2 separate regions of the Homo sapiens genome follow, and region 2 is linked to region 1. Evidence: chromatin loops called from intact Hi-C (ENCODE). Cell type or tissue: MCF 10A. All regions are shown on one strand. Each heading gives the region's core, and the rest is flanking DNA. Links, peaks and the distances in the headings are about the cores only.

The links. Peaks named below come from ENCODE experiments on the same cell type or tissue, not always from the same donor. Only the 100,000 strongest peaks of a DNase experiment are listed, where the experiment ranks them.
Region 2: it touches region 1 in a loop (4-fold over the local background); 2 of 110 quality-filtered maps call a loop at or near these places.

The regions. Positions count from the first base shown.
Region 1 is chr2:163,187,110-163,195,464 of GRCh38, reverse strand. No RefSeq gene overlaps it. Among named protein-coding and RNA genes, the nearest start is that of KCNH7, 350 kb to the right of the region's middle. In MCF 10A, for the core only: a CTCF peak has its summit at 3,881 (motif pointing left); a DNase peak (open chromatin) is centred at 3,874.
Region 2 is chr2:163,263,411-163,271,765 of GRCh38, reverse strand. All of the region lies in intron 1 of LOC105373727 (a long non-coding RNA gene), which reads right to left. Among named protein-coding and RNA genes, the nearest start is that of KCNH7, 430 kb to the right of the region's middle. In MCF 10A, for the core only: no CTCF peak of the experiment used is centred there; a DNase peak (open chromatin) is centred at 4,745.

The sequences.
Region 1 (8,355 bases), core at 92-8,091:
CCAGGCTGGAGTGCAGTGGCACGATCACGGCTCACTGCAAGCTCCACCTCCCGGGTTCATGCCATTCTCCTGCCTCAGCCTCCCGAGTAGCTGGGACTACAGGCGCCCGCCACCACGCCCGGCTAATTTTTTGTATTTTTAGTAGAGACGGGGTTTCACCATGTTAGCCAGGATGGTCTCGATCTCCTGACCTCATGATCCGCCTGCCTCGGCCTCCCAAAGTGCTGGGATTACAGGCTTGAGCCACCGCGCCTGGCTTAGAAAATGTATATTTTTTTAAAGACCATTTACATGGAGAGAATGAAACAGTGGTTACCATGGAGTGGGAGGAGAAGAAATGGGAAAATGTTGGGTAAAATGTTGGGTAAAGAATAACAAAAGGAAGGTATGTACAATGAACAAGTTTGCAAATCTAATGTGCAACACAAGGTCTAAAGTATTGTATTAGGGATTTTTGTTAAATAAGTAGATTTTAGCTGCTCTTAATACAAAAAAGATAACTATGTGAGATGACAGATATGTTTGCTTCACTATAATAACCATTTTACTATTTATATGTATCCCATAACATCACATTTGTAAAACCCAAATAGACAAACTAAGATTTCCTAACAAGAAAAGAACCATAAGCTAACAAATAGGTGTTTTTTCAAGCTTCCAAGTTTGTGATAATTTATAATATAGCAATAGATAATTAGTATGAACACTATAAAATAAAAGTCTTATTATTACATTATTTAAGTAAAATAAAGTTTAACATTTTTCCAAAAAATTTAAAAATAGCCTTAAAATGAATTTAAGCAGAATTTTAAAATATTCTAAGTTAATGATTATTTAAGTTAAACAGACTCAGAATTATGCATTCATTCAATTTAAAAATATTTAAATTAATATTTACTAAATTGTTAAATAGTTCATAACATGCCAGGTTGATGTGCCTTTTTCAATTAAGCTACATGTTAGAATTTAATGTGAGAAACTAACTACTTTAAGTTGACAAACAGAAAAAGATAAAATACCCCAAACAGCAAACTGAATATAAAGCTACATTAGGAAAATGGCCAGGTGACTAAAAAAGGTAAAAGTTTTAGAAATTAATACATGAAAAGAGAGCAAGATCTAAAATACACGAAGCAATAATACAGTGCATATAAAAGTAAGGAAGATCATTCTTTAACAGTCTCCACAGTTAGACATCTTCTCTACTACACAGAATTAAGAAAAAAAAAGAAACAGAAAAACACATGTACAAATAAAAGATTATTGCATTGTCTGTTTCTTCGTTTTGCGTTTTGTTGTTGTCGTTTGTTTGTTTTAAAACACACTTTTGCAGCACTCAGTATGAACCAGGCATTAGCCAATAGCTAGATGTTTTGCAAAATCAGCTTATATGACCTTTAAAATCACTCTATCAAAGAAACATTAATATTACTCCTGAGGCTCACAGCAAGTAACAATTTGCTCAAGATCACATAGCAGTAAATAGTAGAGGTGGGATTCAAACCCAGGCTGGCTGATTCCAGAGTAAGTGCATGGAATCACTATTATATTAGTAGCTCAACTTCTTTGTTTACATATATAGCCCCACCTATTTTCATATTTTCAGGTTGCTGCAAATAAATAGCATATCTGCTATATATACTATCTATCTATGTGACATCTATCTAATATTCAACTGAACTTCAATTTCAGCCAACATGAACTGCATGCAGTTCCTTTTGGAATGTAGTTTTTCCCAAAAATTTTCCCTAAGAAGAGAGAAACACATCTTATAATTGAGTTCTCGCAAAGTCTGTTTGGAGAAGGCGAACAAGCCAGAAATAATTGTCACCAATGTTAGTTTCGAATTATTAGAAGTTACCTATAATCTATATAATTTTTTTAAATGAGTCAAATACAGGTTAACTCTTTATACCTGAACTAAAACCTGCTGGTTATGTTATTAATAGATTATAGATCACTTTATAAAGCAAGATAGTGACTGATTACATTGTGGAGATCATAGATTATTAAGATACATTACTGAAAAAACAAACAGGCAAAAATAACATCTACTACAACAACAAAATCTGAAACTCTCCTAGTGTTATGAAAATGGGTACTTGTAACTTGGGACAAAAGTTCCAGTGACAGTATCATATATTGATTCAAAAACTGTCGTATAATATATCAAAAAGTCAAGGTAAATCTTCCTGGGAAATCTTTCTACATGACAAAGATATGACTCAATTGATAAAAAAGAAACCGGTCTCAATGATGCCTGCTAAGTATTTAAATAAAATTATTTCATGGAATATGAGAGTGGAAAATGTTCCTATCTTAAAATATAATTTTCTGTAATTCAATAATTAAATTTTTGAAAGAAACACTGTACATGGACATCTGACTTTTGAATCTATAATATTAAAAGGTTACATCCAAAACTTTTCAGGTGTATATGTGCTAATTATGCAGTTTTTTATATAAATTTGAGTGTGTATTATCTTAAATATTCTGCATTTACTAGTTGAACTATTATCTGTAGTTGCTGTCCTCATCGTTTGAACAGCAGAAATGAAATCAGGAGGCTCATTCCACTAGATCTGTATCTAATTCTGCATTTTGTTGAGTACTGTTAAATGACAATATTGACTCTTATGCTCTGCCTTTAAACATATTTACCTTTAAAACTTGCATAATATATGTGTACTTTTATTTGTGTCAGTTTATAAGTATTTCATTATTTTAACAAATTTTTGCATATATATCATATACGTTTACGTTTGTGTGTGTGTGGCATGTGTGTCAGTATTAATAGTCTTATGCTATTGGAAAATTGGGCTTATGCATTTATTCCCTGAACTTGTGTCAAGTGCTAAATATATGTATTACACCACATGCTTGATATGATTGGAAAACACAAAATATTCCTGAGAGAAGAAGAAGAGGCTGCATTAATTGGAGATCATGCCTTGTAAGTAATAGTCTATCATTAAATATTTTCTGATTATTTCATCATGTAAGTGTAGTTTTTATACATGTGCCACAAAATGTAGGCTCATATGCTGGTGGAATATGGGTTTAGTCTTATTCAAAAAGCTGGGCCTTGTGGAGAAATTTAAAGAAGCTGATTGACACCAGTGAACAATGGCCTGGGTTGGGGGAATGACATAGTAAGTGTTAGGAAAAGGGCCTTATAACTGACAGGAATTCTCATAATATTTTTAAAGAACAGATAATGGGACTTGCCTGGGTAGACAAATGAGAAATAGTAGCTGCGTGTTGTATGTGTGCACATGAGTGCATGCACACCAGTGCCTTGAAATTAAGATAGGGTTGGAGTTAAGTATTGTAAGAATTTACATTTAAACTAATGCTTAAAAAGATGTCCACTGAAGATACCTGATTGAAAGAAAATACTTGATCAAAATAATGGCAACATGAAAATGGGCTATAAGTAAAAAGATTCTTATAATAGTGTGTATGAGAAACTAAAGCAGCAAGAAATCAGATCCTAGGCAAATCATGATAGGGAGATAGCTGTCAGTAGAGGAGAGGAGCCTTTTCATGATATGATGAAAGAAAACAGCAAGTTGTCCCTCTTGGAGAAAAGTGGTAACCATATATGTATTCAGTTGTCAATACAGTACAGTACCTAGGGGTTTTATTATAACTAATTATATAAAAATACCCATTGTGAGCTCAAAATTTGCATTTTTCTTTAAATTGAGAAAATAATTCCATTCCCCATCTCATTACTAGATTTGTAAAAAAAACAAAAACAAAAAACCTAAAGGCAAAATTAGGAAGGCTGAATTATATAAATCATCAGTCTTGGAGAAATAAGAGAGAAAATGCTTAAATACAAACTTCCTCCTAAGAGACTGGTCCACAGTGCCACCTTGTGTTGATGACCCAGTTCTTCTGTTTTGTGTTTTGCATTGATTTCAAAACCTAATATTTCTTCCTCATGCCAAATGACATGCAGAAGAAATATGGGTTATTTTGTCCTAATTTAAAATTAGTCAACTGAAGTACTGAAATATGAAGGAAAAAAGTATTTAAAATAATTCTTGTTTCCTAACTGTTTTGTTCACTTTGTTGCAAATTAATGCACTGTTTCCCTACTAGAATGTGGTTAATGTATTCATACCATGAAAAGAGGTATTGGGGAAGAGATGGATTCTGTACTGAATCTAAGGGTAAAGCCAAACAAAATATGATGTTTTGAAGTAATTGTAATCAAAGATAGTAATGACTATGGTGTGCACATTCTAATATAACACTGAAGTTAATTTGTATTGAGAAGTTTATATATTTTTATACCTATTTTTAAATGGGTAGAAATGATGGATGTTTTAATGAAAAAAATTGTGAATTCAATTTTTTGAGAATCATTGAAATAGAAACTGATCATATCTAAATTTCAAGTCCTTTTATTATCTCTAAGCCTTTATTATTTAAACTAACAGGTGATTACAGTTTCCACCAGTCAAATTGGATCACCTTCCATTAGTCCCTAGAAAGCTGGTAGATAAAATGCTTAGGAAAGAATATTTAGATAATAAAATACAAGCCCTATTTCTAAAGCTACTATCCAGACTTTACTTAAGCCCTACATGTCTTGGGATGCTTTGGATTGAATATTTTTTCTCTCTAGAAAATCATGGTATCCGTTTTTCCCTATCCTGTCTTATTTCGATGGCTGATTCATTTATGGGAAAATAAGCTAAAATTGGCTTTTTGTATTTTTCCTTTTCCTCCTGTTAAATAACCTTTATGTCCTTAAGTACAGCCTGACATTTAATTAGAAAATTAACATAGCATATGTAACCTATCTCGAGTGTAGTTTACCAATACACTAGGCCTGTCACTAAAATGAAAGCAAATCGCTCAGATTTTAACTTATTCAAATTAGTATAACTTTTTAATTCAAAACTTAGCTATACTAACAGACATCTGGAGTCTCTATTGTAATGAAACAAAAGATTTAGTGTATTTGGTTAATATGCCATATGTATATATAATTTTATATATTTATAATTATATGTAAATTTTAACAAAAGTTTTCCAAGTGTATGTATAATTTATATATATAACATATGTATAACTCTACTAAAAACTGTATTTCACATAGTTGTGTTATGTGCTGATAATGATATTGAGTTCTGTATACTCACTACTATGCATAATGAGATTCAAGTATTCAAAAGTAATTAACTACAAGCAAATTATCTACCTAATAAGGATAATTTTAGTTTCTATATAAATTTTACTATAGGCAGCCTTCTTCCCTTCTAGCACTCAGTCAAAATTTTTTTTATTTCCAGAATTTAAGTATATTAATTAAAATTTCATCCTCCTATGACCAATTCAACAGTATGCTTAATTATTGTCAGAGAATCTCGGTTTTTATAAAAGCACATTTCTTAAATCACAAACAAGAAATTTGTCACTAACAATTATTCAGGATGTCATGTCTTTCCTTTTCATCATAAATATTGTCATTCTTTTGCAGAATGCATATTTTTGGCTATTTGAGGTGCATTATTTTTAGGGGAAAAGCTGTTCAACAGATTAGAGAATCTGAGCTAGCCAGTGGAGAAGTTAACTACATAAGTCCACTACACCTAATTATAAAAGATGAAGGTTTTAAAATTTGCATAATTGCAACTGTTGGTAGGGGTCGCTAACATATTTGCATTATCTACTTATGTTCCATACCAACTCTTTTAAGCACCACTTTTTAAAAAGTCAGCTATGTCAGATGCTTGTAGGTGTCAGAACATCATAACCTACAACGCAGGCAATGCCTTTTTCTACATACACCCCTGGGTTCCAATGGCTTTCTAAAATCAATTTCTATGTTTTGATACTATTCCATCTTCCATCTTTTAAAAATAAAGTCTTTCTATCCATATCTGCATGTAGCAAGAGAAGTGCATAATGACTAAATCAAGTCCCAAGTATTCATTTATGCCTTTTACAAGTAATCATTCCATTAGCTGTAGTTCATAATAATTAACATTTACAAAGATTGCATTCACACAGTGAAAGTGCAGAGGTAGTCAAGAATAGGGGTTGGTATTCATCATAAGGGCCTTTATACTTTGGAGGCTAAAAGAATACCTAGATCTTAGGAAAATGGATATCAAATATCCTTTTGTAGCTACCTACTGTTTAAATGTCTAAATAATATCTGAAATAATTGAATTTAAAAATGGAAAGGTAGATTAATAAATCAGTTGTTGAAAATTTGCTAAGAAAAATAGTGATGACAATAGCTATCCTTAATTTGGTGGCTTCTATGTTCAACATCCAAGCATCTTCCACATATTATTTCTAATTCTCATTAAAGCCCAGCAAGGTAGATTTTTTTAATCCCTATTTTATAGGAGAAAAACCTAAAGCTCAGAGAAGTTCTGTAAGTTGCCCAAGAGGTTATAGAAATTAAACATGAATTTAAACAGACTTTTTATGACTCTATGGTCTGTGGTTTTTCCACCATTCCATACTGCTCTCTTCCCCTAAAATTACAACTATATTTTATGAATAACACCTTCATGTCAGAACCTTAATAATCTAGTTAATATGATAGATCATTGCTCTAACTTTTTTTTGCTAGTAAAGATTATTAGTTGTCCCCAGAATAGCATCAAATGCATTTCATTTATTTCCTCGCTTACTCAGCTAATATTGACTCCTGGCACTGTACAACATGCTACTATAACCACAGTGAGAGTATCAATTAAGAAGTGAGCAGAGGCCTAGAATATCATAATAAAACAGTAAACATTATTACACCAGTGGTAAAAAAAATAGGTGACTGTATAGGTGACTTTAGAACGTTCTTCATAAAAATGAGCAAACCAAAAAAAAAAAAAAATCAAATAGGAATTTAGAGGAAAATGCTGTGGTACAGAAAGTGTAAACCAGTGTTCTGAGGCCTGGCAAATTGCTAAAATGCATTACGACAACAAGCCAAAGCATCCTTCCCCTCTACATGACTGGGCCTGCTACTTTTATCATGTCCTGCAGTAGATTTACACGCGACATTAATGATGCAACATTGTGTATGAGTATTTGGAACACACTTTTTGGTATTAGGAGGTTTCTAAAAGAGAATATTTTAATTCTAGTTTGTAAAAGAAAATGTGTCGTTCTTGGCCTGCTCAATGTTGAGTCAGGTATAAAGACTTAGAGAAACAATTAAGAAAGGAAGTTGATTTTTAGTAAAGAAAGAAAGGAAAAGACATTTTATTTCCACAATGAGTCATGCTTTGTAGAGTAAGTGTCTGGGGAGTCAAATGGTCAATTTTTTTTTTTAACTATACAATACAAATGTAACCAGGAGTTAATTTACTCAGTCATAATGCTATATTCGTTAAAAAAAGCATTTGCTTACAAATGAAGTATGACAAGAAGATACGTTTCCTCTAATTAAAATTGCTTGTGGTATGTTGGCAATTTCCAATAATCAAGATTGCCACAGGAAGTAAGGTTGTTTCAGCTGGCTCCTGGTGAACGCATCCATTTACTTCACACTTACAGTAAATACAGAGATATTTTACTCACATTGCCCAGGTTTCCTTCAGTTTCTGTTCTCCTGAGGTAACTTCCAAGCCCCGCATTTTCTGTAACTTGATTCCCAAGCATTTTCCAGGAAAGAAAGGTATCAATGACCTGCTGGTTTTATTGTTAACTCCTTCATAATAGTATAAAGCATTTCATCATTTTCAGCTTTTTCAGTCATAGAAGTAAAAAGAAACTACATAACTAAATTCCCTTTTCCGTAAAGATAGAATATCACTATTCCATATAATACAATCTATCCTTAGATTTTTCTGAGTGAGCATCAAAAACGTGTATGTGTGTGTGTGTGCGTGCATGCCTGTTTGGTCTCACATATGTGTGTAGCATGTTTACTGTCATATCTTCATCTTGATAATAACATAGTGTATGGCTTTGCACGAGAATTTCTTCTTCCTGCAGATTTTGATTTGCTAGTTTTTGAACTCTTGATAAATTTGGTGACACTGTGGCTGATCCACTTTATCCCTGCTTTGTTTGGGTATGGTCTTGCTCTCTGAGGCACCACTTCCCCATTCCCATTGACTTCAGGAAAGGTTCATTAGGCCTGATCTCTCTCAGTCTTTTTTCTTCCTCCCCTTTCTTCTCTCTTCTCCACGCTGGACTCTGGGGCTCTTTATTCCTCAGGTCCCCTGTAGGTTAAGCCTAAGCTCTTATCCTCTCTTCTCTTTAACTCACAGTCAGCATTGGCATCTGTATTCAGTAACCCTCCATATGAATAAATAAAAGCAGGTACCAGCCTCCCAAATCTCCAGGTCTGGCTGGACAAACAGCTTGAGATGCAGC
Region 2 (8,355 bases), core at 190-8,189, 76 kb before region 1:
TACTCTTCTTAAATGTTCTGAATTCTGTTAGATGATGTAAGCAAAATTTATAAAACCATCGAATGTAGTTACATTAAGTGTAAATTGTGAAAATAATTGAGACCATATCTAAAATAATATTCTTTCCAATATAATGGTATAAATAGCTTAAAACTAAAAAAAAAAAAAAAAGACACATCATGTAAAGATTAATCCAAAGAAAATAGGAGTAGCTATATTACTTGTTTTGATATAGCAGATTTCAAAACAAGGCAAATTATCTGGGATAGGTAAATATTTGATAATGACAAAGGGTCAATTTATTAAGAAAACAGAGTTTTCTAGGCGCTCAAGACAGTGTGGTGATTCTTCAAGGATATAGAACCAGAAATCCCATTTGACCCAACAATCCCACTAATGGGTATATACCCAAAGTATTATAAATCATTCTACTATAAAGACACATGCACACATATGTTTATTGCAGCACTATTTACAATAGCAAAGACTTGGAACCAACCCAAATGCCCATTAATGATAGACTGGATAAAGAAAATGTGGCACAAATATACCATGGAATACTATTCAGCCATAAAAAAGAATGAGATTATGCCCTTTGCAGAGACATGGATAAAGCTGGAAGCCATCATTATCAGCAAACTAACACAGGAACAGAAAACCAAACACCACATGTTCTCACTCGTAATTGGGAGTTGAACAATGAGAACTCATGGCACAGGGAGGGGAACATCACACACTGGGGCCTGTCGGGGGGTAGGGTGTAAAAGGAGAGAGAGCATTAGGACAAACACCTAATGCATGTGGAACTTAAAACCCAGATGACGGGTTGATAGGTGCAGCAAACCACCATGCACATGTATACCTATGTGTCTATATATGAACCTGCATGTTCAGCACATGTATCCCAGAACTTAAAGTAAAATTAAAAAGAAAACAAAAGTTAAAATAAAGAAAACATAGTATTCCTTAATGTGAATGCACCAAACAACAGAGGAGTATGTGTGAAGCAAAGAGATAAAACTGAAAGGGGAAATAACCACATTCACAATAATAGCTCGAGATTTCAACACTCTTCTCAACAAATAGAAAACTGAGAGATAAAAATCAGTAATGATACAGAATTCAATAATACCATCAACCAATAGGATCTAATTGCCATTTATAGAAAATGCCCATTTAAAAACAGCAGAATATATATTCTTTTCAAGTATCTGTAGAACAGGTACAAAATATACAATATCCTCATATATAAACCTAAACAATAAATAAATAAATAAACCTCAATAATGATAACTATTGAAATTATTCAGAGTTTTTTGACTGAAGTGGTAGAAAACAACAGAAGTTTAAAATGCAATTTGGCTCAGTGGAGAATGGTACCCATTTAAACATTTGATGCTGGAGCAATTGAAACTCCATAGAAAAATCTCCCAATTTTTGTTCTAAACTTTATAATTTTTACAACAATTAGCCCAAAATATCTCACAGACTCTCAGATTTAAAACTGTAAAACCTTTAGGAAAATAAAGCAGAAAATTTTCAGGACCTAGGGCAAGGTAATGAGTTCTTAGCCTTGACATCAAAACTACTATTCATAAAAAAAAAATAGATTGATGAGTTGGATTTCATAAAAATTAAAAGCTTGCTTTCTGAAAGATTCCGTTAGGTTTAGAAGACAACTGCAGACTGGAAGAAAATATTCACAAAGCATTTTGGATAACAGTTTGGCAATTTCTTTCTTTTTGTTTTTTGTTTGTTTGTTTTGTTGTTGTTGTTGTTTTGTGTTTTTTTTTCAGACGGAGTCTCGCTCTGTCGCCCACCCAGGCTGGAATGCAGTGGCGCGATCTAGGCTCACTGCAAGCTCCGCCTCTGGGGTTCATGCCATTCTCCTGGGCAATTTCTTTAAACATACAATTACTGAACTGAAAAATGCTGTCTTGGTGTTTTTCTTGGAAAAATAAAAACCTATGTTTATACAAGCACTTGTATATGAATGTTCTTAGCAGTCTTATTCATGTAAGCCCCAAACTGAAAACAACCCATATTTCTTTCAAAGAGTGAATAGTTAAACAGACTGAGGTACATATCTACCATGGAATACTACTCAGATAAAAGGGAATGAACTACAACAATATGGATGAATTTTGGAAATTTATGCTGAGTAAAAAAGGCGATTACAAAAGATTGCGTAATTTATTCATTCCATTCATGTAACACTTTGAAAAGTTAAAATTTCAGAAATAGAGAACAGAGTATGAGTTGCCAAGGGTTAGGGCATAATGGGAGGAAGGAGGAGATTGAGTGTGATTATAAAAGGGTAACTCAAGGGACCCTTGTGATTAAACTCTTCTGCATCTTGACCGTGATGCTTGATAATACAAACTTACATGTGTTGAAATTGTATAGAACTGAACATCTACACATGCAAACACACACATAAATAAAAACAACTAAAATTGCAGAAATCTGAATAAGATAAGTGGATTGTATCAGTGCCAATATTCTAGTTGTGGTACTGTAATTTACTTTTGTAAGATGTTACCATTGGTGGAATTACACAAAGGGTAAAAGAAACCTCTTTGTATTATTTTTTCCAACTGCAATATTTTAATAGTCAATATTAAAAATCTATTCAATGTAATTCCCCATATTAACAGACTAAAAAAGTAATAGCACATGATCAAATAAACTGAGGGAGAAAAGCATTTAACAAACCATCAGCTATGTGTATAAAACCGCTCAACAAACTAGTAATAGATGGGAACTTTATAAAATGAGAAATAGCATCTAAAAAACCATACAGCTACCATTATTCTGAATGGTAAAAGACAAAATGCTTTCCTTCTACAAGTGTAAACAAATCCAGGACGTCCACTTTTTCACCACTTCTATTTAACATTGTACTGGAGGTTCTAGCTAGTGCAATAAGATGAGAAAAAAATGAAATAAATTAAAACATACAAAGTTTAAAGGAAACAGTAAAACTGGCTTTATTTGCAGATGTTATCTGCTATGCAGAAAATCCTAAAGAATCCACACATATTTGTCGCATTTATATTTATATAAATATATATAATATATATATAAATATATAATCTATTCAATGTAATTCTCCATTAGAGACTTATATACTAGAAACTATAAAACATTGTTGAGAAATATTAAAGGAGACTGGTATAACTGGAGAGATTTTCCCATGTTCATTGATTGAGTCTCAATACTGTGAAGATGACGACTCTCTCCCAATTGATCTCGAAACTTTTTGTAATTCCTATTACATGCCAGCAAACTCTTTTGATAGAAATCGTCAAGCTGATCCTAAAATTTGTATGAAAAATAAAAGTGCTAGTGTAGTTAAAAACTTTTTAAAAATTGAAGTCTCTCCTTATCACCCATGATGGCGTGTAGTGGTATGATTTATTTATTTAGAGACGGAGTCTCACTCTGTTGCCTAGGCTGGAGTGCAGTGGCGCGATCTCGGCTCGCTGCAAGCTGCGCCTCTCGGGTTCACGCCATTCTCCTGCCTCAGCCTCCAGAGTAGCTGGGACTACAGGCGCCCGCCACCACGCCTGGCTAATTTGTGTTTTTTGTATTTTTAGTAGAGACGGGGTTTCACCGTGTTAGCCAGGATGGTCTCGATCTCCTGACCTCGTGATTTGCCCGCCTCAGCCTCCCAAAGTGCTGGGATTACAGGTGTGAGCCACCTTGCCCGGCCAATGGTATGATTTATTATAACTCACTGCAGACTTAAACTCCTGAGCTGAAGTGATCCTCTCACCTTAGACCCTTGAGTAGCTGGCACTCAGGTGTGTGCCACCATGGCTAGCTAATTTTTAAAATCTTTTTTGTAAAGACAGAGTCTTGATTTGTTGCCCAGGCTGGTCTTGAACTCCTGGCCTCAAGTGATCCTCCTGCCTCAGCCTCTCAAAGCTCTGGAGTTACAGGTGTGAACCACCATTCCCTGCCTCAAAATAACTTTTAAAAAGAACAAAGTTAGAAAACAACAATACCTGGTTTAAAAACTTATTAAAACCATATAAGACAGTGTAGTACTGGCACAAGGAAAGGAAGATAGATAATGCAACAGAATTTAGAGTTTACAAATAAAGAGAACTCAATAAAGATGACAAAAAGAGTCAATGGGAAAAGGATAGCCTTTTAAAAAAGTAGTGCTGGGACAATTGGATATCCACATGTGTTAATTAATAACTTAAAAAAACTTTGACTCCTTCTAACACCACCACAATTAATTAAAAATAGACTTCAGATCTAAATGAGTAAAAACTATAAAACCTCTAAAAAAATAGAAAAAAATATGGAACAAACACCCTCATAACTTTGGGTTATGCATCCTTAGATATGCAAAAAGCATGATCCATAATAAAATAAAATAATGATATATTGAAATCACCAAAGTTCAAAACTGTGTTTCAAAAAACATGATTAAGAAAATAAAAAGACAAGTCACAGACCGGGAGATAATTTGGCAAGTCATGTGCCTGATAAAGTAATTGTATCTAGAATATGTAAAGAACTCTTACAACTCAATTAAAGGAAGACATACAACACAATTTTTAAAAGGCAAAATATATTAATAGAAATTCCACCAAAGAAAACATGTGAATAGCATACATTACATCAAAAGATGCTCAACATCTTTAGTCATAAGAAAAACGCAAAGTAAAACCACAGTGAGAGATTATGACACATCCATTCAAATGGCTGTAATCCAACAGACACACAATGTCAAGTGGTGGCAAAGATATGAAGAAACTGGAATTCTCACATATTGCTGGTAGGAATGTAAAATGCCTCAGGCACTTCAGAAAACCTTTTGGCAGTTTTTTAGAAAGTAAACATTAATTTAGCATATGAAACAGAAATACATTTCCTAGGAGTCTACCCAAGAGAAATGAAAATATACTCCCACACAAAGATATGTACACAAGTGTTCATGACAACATTATTCTTTAGTACTAAAGTGTAGAAACAATCCAAATGTCCACTAACTAATAAATGGATAAAATGTGGTGTATGTGTACAATGCAATCTTATTTAGCAATTAAAAGGAATGAGCTACTGATACATGACCATCAAAACCATTATGCTCAGTAAAAAAAGCCAAATGCAAAAGACTGCGTATTATATGATCCCAGTTATTTAAAATGTCTAGAAAAGGCATATTTAAACAAAAGCACATCATTGGTTGCCTAGAACTTGGGCACGAGAGTAAGGATTAACTGCATACGAGGCACAAGGGAACTTTTTGGGCAGTAGAAATGTTCTAAAACTGGATTTTGGTGATGTTTGTACATCTGCATAAATAATATACCGATATCATTAAATTGTACATTTATATAGGTGACTATTATGGTATGTAAATTACTTATCTCAATAAATCCATTACAAATGAACACTGATATTACCTATGGCACTTATTTAAACAAATGTATACTACACAGGTTTTGCAATAACGTCATTTAGTTCACCATCATTTCATTGTAATGTTGATGAGAGAAAGATGGATTCTCTGCGGGCCACAGTCTGTGTGGAGTTTTGGCTTCTCCCCATGTCTGTTTGTGTCTTTTCTGGGGACGCAAACATTTATTCCTTGATTCAGCTCACTACCACTATTACTATCGTCACTCACTGATTCACCATAAATTGGGTAATTGTCTTACTTTTTTTATTAATCTTTCTTAAATGTATATGTAGCTCACATTTATTTCAGTGTTCAATCTTGGCAGTGTTTTGGGTCTTTAGAAGTTCAGTGATGTTTTTGTGACCAGAAATATGCTATAGGAACTGAACTCTCATTTTTATCAATTAGGCTATGGTAAAATTGGTTTCATTATAATCATTTTGCCTAAAGTAGCAGTTTCCAATAACCTATCAAAGACATTAAGTGAGGTCTTACCATATACTAGGGAAAAAACCTAAGTCCTTCATTCTACAATTTTATGATCCAGAATTTTGATGACTACTCACTTACTTTGTTTTGTTTTCTATATTGTATGATGCTCATTGTTTATGTCATCATTTTCACCTGAACAGATTCATTTGATAAATGAATAATATGTGCTGTAAAAGAAATTTGAAAACTTAAATTTTATGTTCTTTTTTCAGCTTACATTTTTGTACAATGCATTGATTCTATCATTTGTTAGAAACATGGTTCATATTCTAGTTTTTCCTGATGCTTCTATAGTTCTTTGAGCAGGTGAACATGCAGATATGTAGCTATCTTTATCAAGAAACATTTGTTTAATGTCTCCCTGTGCATACTTATATTAAATATTCAATTTATTAATTTTGTTTTTTGCATCCTTGTAGGGTAAAACTTGCTATAACAGTATTTTCTCATGCAATATTCTAAAAGTATAAATTAGAGGAGGCCTCAGTAATGCTGCAGTACTAGCAGATGCAGAGTGAGAGAACGACAATAAGCTAGAGGAAGCACTGAAACCAAAAAACTTTGCTCCTGAGGATAGCTAGAAACAAATCCTGTTTTCTGGTCTTTAATATCCAGCTCTGTTTTACTAATTTTACTCATTTTCTCTTTACTCATTATTTTACTCATTTTCTCTTTAGGTTAATACACACACTTTTAATTTTAGTATCAGATCATCACCTAAAAGCCCTTTTTATGCATCTTACCTGCACCTAATGGCATGCAGAACTGGTTAAACATATGTGGTCTTTAACCTCTAAAAGCATATAGTTTAAGACAAGTAGCACATATATGAAAGGCATCTGAACAATTAAATACATATTATTCTAATATTAGGTTTTAGTTCTTAAATTATGCTTTAAATATGTACTTTTCATTAATATTTTATGAAACTATTAGCGGGCATTCACACAGACATTAAGTCATTTCATTTCACATTAATTTTTATTCATTTTTATAGCTCCATATAAGAGTTTCTCAGTGAGGTATGAAGAAATGTAAGGGATGGCACAAAGACTTTAGACAGATAGTTTAAAAATTAGACATCATTTTTTTGTTGCTGTTACTTTGATTTATTTTGAGGATGTGTCTTGTTTTTGGAGGGTTTTTTTTAGTCTTAGAGAAAATGGCCAGCCAGTTTTAACAGCCCTGCCATATTCCCAGGTGTCTCCAGTAATGTTGGAAGTCTTGTTTCTTTGCTGAATGTGTGGGAGTTCACTGGCCAAGCAGTGAATCACGCAGGGGAAGAGGAGGAAAAGAAAGCCTAGTGGGACAGAGGAATAAGTACTCATTCTGTAATCATCTTCTCCACTGCAGAAAAAAATTGGCAAATGCTGTCATGAATTAAATCCCTCATATGAAGGCAAAATATCTTCAAGTAAAGCCCAATGGAAGTAAAGAATTTTGATGAAAGGAATGTATGTTAAACATACAGATAGTGCTATCTCCAGTTCTCTGGTGGTGAAACCAACTGATGCTTTTAAAGAGTTATAGGAATCTCAGCGGGGACCCATGATTGCTGTTCCAAAGCATAAAAAAGGAAAGAAGGGTATTATTGATCAGGAAAAAATTAAATTAACTTTACATGAAGGGGAATGGAGAAATGAGCCAGTGGAATGCAGTAAGATATTTATATTGTGTTTATTGAATACCACAAATGCTTAATAAAAGTGCCTCATATTTGTATGCCACTTCTTGATAACGGTTGGAAGTTTGATAAAAAAAATAATGACCTATTTTTTACATCAACAGGAAGAATATCTAGAGTAGGTAGACTTTTGTCCTTATTAATTCAAAATTGCTACACTTTTTTTTTTCAGGCTCAGACCACATATCAGACGTTAGCCCTCCTATACTCTTATTTCCTTTTTCCCCTTCCTCTTTGCTCTGTGGATGATAAGCTATTGATGAAATCAATAGCTGTGTAGAAGAAGAAGATATAACATTCCCAGAGACTCTGGAGACAGGAAATAGAAGCAACAATTCATTTTTCTGTCTCAGTTTAGATTGTATTTATACCACCTGCTATGCCTGTGGGAATGGAATCTATAGTAGCGTCTTTAGACACAAACTTTCTCTTACTGACTTTCCTCTTTTTATTCAGTGTGATGGGATTTTTTTTTCTAAGAGAAGTAGCCTATGGCACTTGGCTAAGAGATGAGACTTCAATGAGATATAGGAGACAAAGAGTGACAAATTAAAATGACAAGTCTGTCTTATAAGATTGTGATCTAGTGAAATGAAGTATTTCTGGCCCAGTCAATGTAGACAGCATTATGCTATGTGGTAATAGATTGCAAGACCTGGGCAGCCTGTATATGTCTTTCAGATAACTGAGTTTGTCACTATCAACACTCTTTCAAATTGTGTCTTTCCTGGCTTTTGAGAATATGAGTTTAGACAAA